Regions from separate parts of the Homo sapiens genome. Here region 1 is linked to region 2. Evidence: read pairs that join two places in POLR2A ChIA-PET (ENCODE). Cell type or tissue: GM12878. All regions are shown on one strand. Each heading gives the region's core, and the rest is flanking DNA. Links, peaks and the distances in the headings are about the cores only. Region 1 overlaps LOC107984859 (a long non-coding RNA gene). Region 2 overlaps LOC105371082 (a long non-coding RNA gene).

Evidence for each region. Peaks named below come from ENCODE experiments on the same cell type or tissue, not always from the same donor. Only the 100,000 strongest peaks of a DNase experiment are listed, where the experiment ranks them.
Region 1: POLR2A ChIA-PET joins it to region 2 with 12 read pairs; 5 of 35 experiments call an interaction of 5 or more read pairs at or near these places.

What each region holds. Positions count from the first base shown.
Region 1 is chr16:11,224,298-11,227,201 of GRCh38, reverse strand. It overlaps LOC107984859 (a long non-coding RNA gene), which reads right to left. Exons shown (of 4, transcript XR_007064984.1): 4 at 2,238-2,904. Among named protein-coding and RNA genes, the nearest start is that of SOCS1, 30 kb to the left of the region's middle. RefSeq lists enhancers at 1,148-1,707, 2,138-2,217, 2,698-2,747. In GM12878, for the core only: no CTCF peak of the experiment used is centred there; DNase peaks (open chromatin) are centred at 1,611 and 2,194; H3K4me3 peaks cover 726 bases; H3K27ac peaks cover 1,944 bases.
Region 2 is chr16:11,296,350-11,299,253 of GRCh38, reverse strand. All of the region lies in intron 1 of LOC105371082 (a long non-coding RNA gene), which reads right to left. Among named protein-coding and RNA genes, the nearest start is that of MIR548H2, 8.7 kb to the left of the region's middle. RefSeq lists enhancers at 274-323, 777-1,460, 1,592-1,771. In GM12878, for the core only: a CTCF peak has its summit at 1,374; DNase peaks (open chromatin) are centred at 213, 1,503, 1,975 and 2,210; H3K4me3 peaks cover 917 bases; H3K27ac peaks cover 2,338 bases.

The DNA.
Region 1 (2,904 bases), core at 144-2,643, 72 kb after region 2:
TGGTCTCAAACTCCTGGGCTCAAGACGTCCTCCCGTCTCAGCCTCCCAAAGTGTTGGGATTACAGGTGTGAGCCACCTTGATTGGCCTGGAACTTAATTGACAAGGGATGATTGTTGGGGAGTTCATCAGAGTGATTGAAAAACCAGCCCTGCCAGGCGCAGTGGCTCACGCCTGTAATCTCAACACTTTGGAAGGCTGTGGTGAGCAATTCATTTGAAGACAGAAGTTCGAGACCAGCCTGGCCAACATGGTGAAACCCTGCCTCTACTAAAAATACAAAAATTAGCCAGGCGTGGTGGCAGGCACCCGTAGTCCCAGCTACTTGGGAGGCTGAGGAAGGAGAATAGATTGAACCCGGGAGGTGGAGGTTGCAGTGAGCTTACGACAATGCACTCCAGCCTGGGTGACAAAGCAAGACTGTTTCAAAAAAAAAAAAAAAAAAAAGAAAGAAAGAAAAGAAAAAGAAAAACCATTCCTAACTCTTCATCCCTCCCTGTGTCCCTGCCCTTGGCAGTGTGACTTTGCTACTTCTCCCATCAAGAAGTTGAGTCTAGATCCCCATCCCTAGAATTGGGCTGCTTTGGCCAATAGGATGAAATGAAGGGATGAAGTGACGCGGTGATGTGCTAGATCTCAGCCTAGGCCTCAAGACACCTGTGGCTTCCACTTGCTCCCTCTGGACTCTGCCAACACCGGGAGAACAAGCCCGACCTCTCAGACTCAAGCAATCCTCCCACCTCAGCCTCCTAGATAGCTGGGATACAGGCAAGTGCCACCACAGGCTGTTGGATGATGAAAGTCACATGGAGCAAGAGGAACCCTTCTCAAGCCCTGTACTCTGTGCCCCAGGACCTTAGCATGTGCTGACCGTGCCCTCTGGACTGCTCTGGCTCATCTCCCGTGACTTAAGGCCACTGTTCTGTTTGGAGACTCAGCTCAGGCAACCCTCTCCCAAGAGGCTTTGCAGAACCATCCCCGGCCCCAGCCTGGGTCGAGGGCCTCCAGGGTTTCCTGTAGCCCAGTTTGTGTCACTCTGCTTTGTGACTCTCTATTCTTCAGTCCAGCTGCCTCATTCACAGATATGGAAACTGAGGCCCAGAGAGGGGAAGTGACTTGCCCAAGGTCACCCAGCTGAGGGCCGTGTTCGCTGCTCCTCCAGCAGGTTTTGTTCTTTCCTTTCCTCAGCATCTCAACCCACGAGAGCCTGGATGTGGCGGTCCCATGGCGGGAGAGGGGGCCTGTGCCCCCACCAGGTGCCCAGTCTCGAGTCAGGATGAGACTCCTGGAGGGTCCCCTGGGAGTCTCCACTGGCAGCACCCCCTCCCCACATCCCCGCAAGGTGGGCATGAGCAGCATTCCCTCTTCAGATGAGGATGTGAGGCTCAGAGGGAAGAGGCGGGCCCGGTCACGTGGCCATGGAAGGATGGGGGGATCTGATCCCAGACCTTTCTACAGCCTGCATTTGGCCTTCTCCATGGCTTTGGGGCAGAGCCAGGGCCGGCCACCACGGAGAGGAGCAGACAGAAACCCAGGGCGGGCAACGGGGAGGTCTCAGGCTGGATGGTGGGGAACCACCGAGGCAGGAAGACGCAGAGCAGAAAGTGAAAGGAACCAGAGGCCTAGAATAGCTGCGGGTGACAGAGCCAGGGGACTACAGACGCTGCCAATAAGAGAAACCAGGCGGCCCACGGAGGGGCGGGGCACCCACTCCTCAGAGAGGCGGCCCCTAGCTGAGGAGGCCCATGGCCAGGTCCCTGCTAACCCGGGCAGCCCCCGCTTGGCTTGGCAGCCTGGGTGGATGCCCAAACTGTGGGAATGGAATTGGGGTGAAGGGCTGTCTTGGGGCAGAGAGGGGCCCACTTCTAACTTTAGGCCGACCTCTGCATCATTTGGATCAATCACCATGAGCTTATAAGATCTGGGACCTGCAAAGCTCATCAAACAGTGCAGCTGGTGAAGCGGGGGCCGTGCCGTGAAGACAAGCCTGTTGGTTAACATCTCCTAGTGGCTGTCGATGTCTGTCTCCGGTGGCAGTTCCCTGCTGTGGTTATGCTGCAGGCTCCAGAGCCAGGCGGCTGGGGTTCAATCCGGGCTTGGCCTCTTGCTGGCTGTGTGACCTTGGGCAAGTCACTTCACTTCTCTGGGCCTCTGTGACTAATATCACTGACTTCACGGGGGTGTCCTGAGGATTAGCTGAATGAGTATAAGTGAAGCACATGGAACAGCTCAGAGAAAGTGCCTCATAAACAGCTTTTATTATCCACTGTCTCCATACACTGTATAGACACACACACACACACACACACACACACACGGGGAAAGTCCCTCCAGGATGTGCACAGGGACTCTTTTTTTTTGTTCACTTCTGTGTCTTCAGGGCCTAGAACAGTGGCTGGCACACAGCGGGTGCTCAATAAATGTTTGTGGAATGGAAGGAGCAGGGGAAGGAGGCGGGGAGGGAAGGAAGGGATGGGAGCGAACAGAAAGTCGGCTATTGCCCAGCGTGGGGCATTGATTCTGTTGCTGTGTTTCATTCCCCTATCACATTGCCATGCACCGCTTTGGTTAATTGAAAAACACTTGTCTTCAAGGAGAGCCAGCAACAGAGCAGGGAGGTGGCTTGCAAGCTGTGATGGTCTTTCAGTTCAGGCTGGCCCCAAGACACCCCCACCATGGCCTGCTAAGATCCCCAGAGACCCCCCTCTCCCGGGCCAGGGCCGGCGGTGGCAGCTGTGCGGCGTGTGGGCAGCTAGAGAGGTGACAGGAAGCTCAGCAGGACAGGCTGTTCCCAGCCTACCAAGAACCTCGAGGCGAGAGGACAGGCTGTTCAGGGCTGAGATCTGCATGCTCCCAGCCCCTCCCGCCCAGGGGAAGTGTCACCAGCATCCAGGGCGGGGACCTCT
Region 2 (2,904 bases), core at 90-2,589:
GGCTTGTCCTAGAGAGCAGACACGTGGGCAGTGTCCGGCACCATTGCCCTCATCATTAGACAAGTGCATCCATTTCTTAAACGTGCAGACCCCTGAGGCTGGGCCTGGGAACATGCATGTTCACAGGTGTCCCTGGAGGTTCTCACCACAGGGTCTGGGGACGTGACAGCTACAAAGAGTTCTCAAAGTACTTTTTGCTCTCATTTCTTCTTCTTTTTTTTTTTTAACCACAAAGCTACCATCCACACATGCTGAAGCACGACACCCAGGACAAAGGGAGGTGTGTTGAAGCGCTAATCCCCTCCCTTTCTTTAATCCGAACTTCGGGGGAAAATAATGGTGAAACAATTGGTGTGTATTTTACATTTTGCCCTCTTCTCAGATGAACACATTCAGAAATAGTTTGGGCTTCCTCTTCTAGTTCTATTTATTTTTAAATTTAATTATTTGTTTATCTTTCACTCTTTTTGTTTGTTTGTTTGTTTTTTAAAGACAGGGTCTTTCTGTCACCCAGGCTGGAGTGCAATGGTGCAATCATAGCTCACTGCAGCCTTGAACTCCTGGGCTCCAGTGATCCTTCCACCTCAAGCTCCTGAGTATCTGGGACTACAGGCACACGCCACCATGCCTAGCTAATTTTTTAAAAATTTTTTTGTAGAGATGGGGTCTTGCTGTGTTGCCCAGACTGGTCTCAAACTCCTGAGCTTAAGTGATCCTCCCACCTCAGCCTCACAAAGAGCTGGGATTATAGCTGTGAGCCGCTGTGCCTGGCCTATTTTATTTTTTGTAACCCAGGCTAGAGTGCACTTGTGTGATCAAAGCTTACTGCAGCCTCAAACTCATGGGCTCAAGCAATCTTCCCACCTCAGCTTCCCTAGTAGCTAGGGAGTACGCTCAGCTATGTTTTGTATTTTGTGTAGAGATTGGGTTTCATCATGCTGCCCAGGCTGGGCTTGAACTGGGCTCAAGTGATCCTCCCGCCTCAGCCTCATGAGTAGCTGGGATTATAGGCGCACAACACCTTGCCTGGCTTTTATTTTTTATTCTAATTTTATTAAAACAGGACTCATAACTATTCATGTTTTCTACATCCTTTTTGAGAGCCTCCTACATCGATACACTGAGCACAAACACCTGCTGCAAATGCCTCGACTGCTACACTGGAAAGATGGGGCTTTTCACCCCTTTTCCAGATGGGGAAACCAAGGCCCCAGCCTGAAGTGAGTTTGTGTCTGGAGGTTTCAGGGAGGGGCCCAGGATTTGTGGCTGGGGGGCCTGGGCAAGCGAGTCCAGGCCGTGGGGCTGCAGCTGAGAAGTAGAGCATGGTGACTGGGTAAGTGGCTGTTTGTTGCCAGGGCTGTGCCCACGGCGTGGCAGTCTTGGGCTCTGCAGACATTCCCCGGGGAGGGCACATGCAAGAAGCTGGCTGTGCCTCTGCCATGAGCCTCACGTGCCCCTCTCCCCTGCCCAGGCGGCAGGCAGTGGCTTTGGGCCCCTCCTCCCCGTCAGAGCGGCTAGCTGCACAGCCAGACCGCAGACCAGGCGGGGGAAAGTGCAAATGAACCCCAGCTGGCAGCTGAGTTTCTCTTTCCCGTCAAGCAAGTGCCTTATCGTACCGATGCAAGGCGAAGAAGGAGGTGGTGGTGTCGGGGGAGTCTGCAGGGAAGGGGGGAGCCACTGGTGCTGTTTTTATTTTCTTAAGGAATAATGTTTACACGTGAAAGTGCATAAACTATGTTGACTTTAAGTGTCCAGCTTGATCATTTTTTATACCTATATAGTCACCACTCAAATCAGGATCAAGGGCACCCTCAGCCTCCAGAAGGTTCCCTGGAGCCCCTTCCCAGTACACAAGCGACCCCCGGCCCCACTAGCAGAGGTAACCACTGCTGTGCCATCTATAAATAGCAGTGAGATTTGCCTGTTCTTAAACTGTACATAAACCAATCAGTCACTTGGGATGCGTCCCTTCTTGTCTGGTTTGTTTCACACAACACAACACGTGCGAGAGCGGTGCATGACGTGGTGTGTGCAATGGTTTGCAATGTTTTATTGGGGAGCAGTGTCCCATTGTATGGAGGTACCTCAATTTGTTTATCCATTCTCACTGTTGATGGATATTTGGGACGTTTCCCAGTTTGGGATTATTAGGAGCAGAGCTCCTATGAATATCTGTGCACAGATCTTGATGGGCACATGCTTTCTTTGCTCTTGGGTAAATACCTGAGAGTGGGACTGCTGGGTCTCAGCGTAGGTGAATGTTTAACTTTATAAGAAACTGCCCATGGTTTTCCTGCCTGGCTGCCAGAGCTGCTTTAGGAGCTCAGAGGTGTGACTGGTACAACTGCTTGGGGGACCCCAATCCACATCAGAGCAAACCTACAAAACACATCTATGGGCCACATTAAACATAGACTTTAGGTGTACAGCTACTTTTCAGAGAGGCTTTTCTAATTTTACTTTTTGAAGTTATTTGGCCCTGGACCGCTCTGCTGTGTGGGCCTGCTGGAATTTCCTGGCAATGGTATTTGGGTAGTCTGACAACAGACAGCGGAACCCTCAAAGTGTTTTTCATTTCCAGTGAGATTTTTATGAATAACGTAGTCCTTCCCCTTCCTCTGAGGCTTTGTGAACTCCTATTCACACCTCAAAACCCCACTCCAAGACCCACGCCTCCCCAAGTGACAGTTCATTTTCTATATTTATTTGTGTAATTATTTGTTTACTGTAGGCCTCCCCTTTGATGAGGAGCCCCCTGGGAGTGTCAGGCTCTCTGCTGTCCCCCCAGCACCAGCACAAGGCTTGGTGAATACTTGGGACATTTAAGATTTGCCAAATAAATGAAAGACCCAGGTTCTGAGTGCAGCCCCTCAGAGCCTCTCACCCCCACCCTGGACTCCTCCA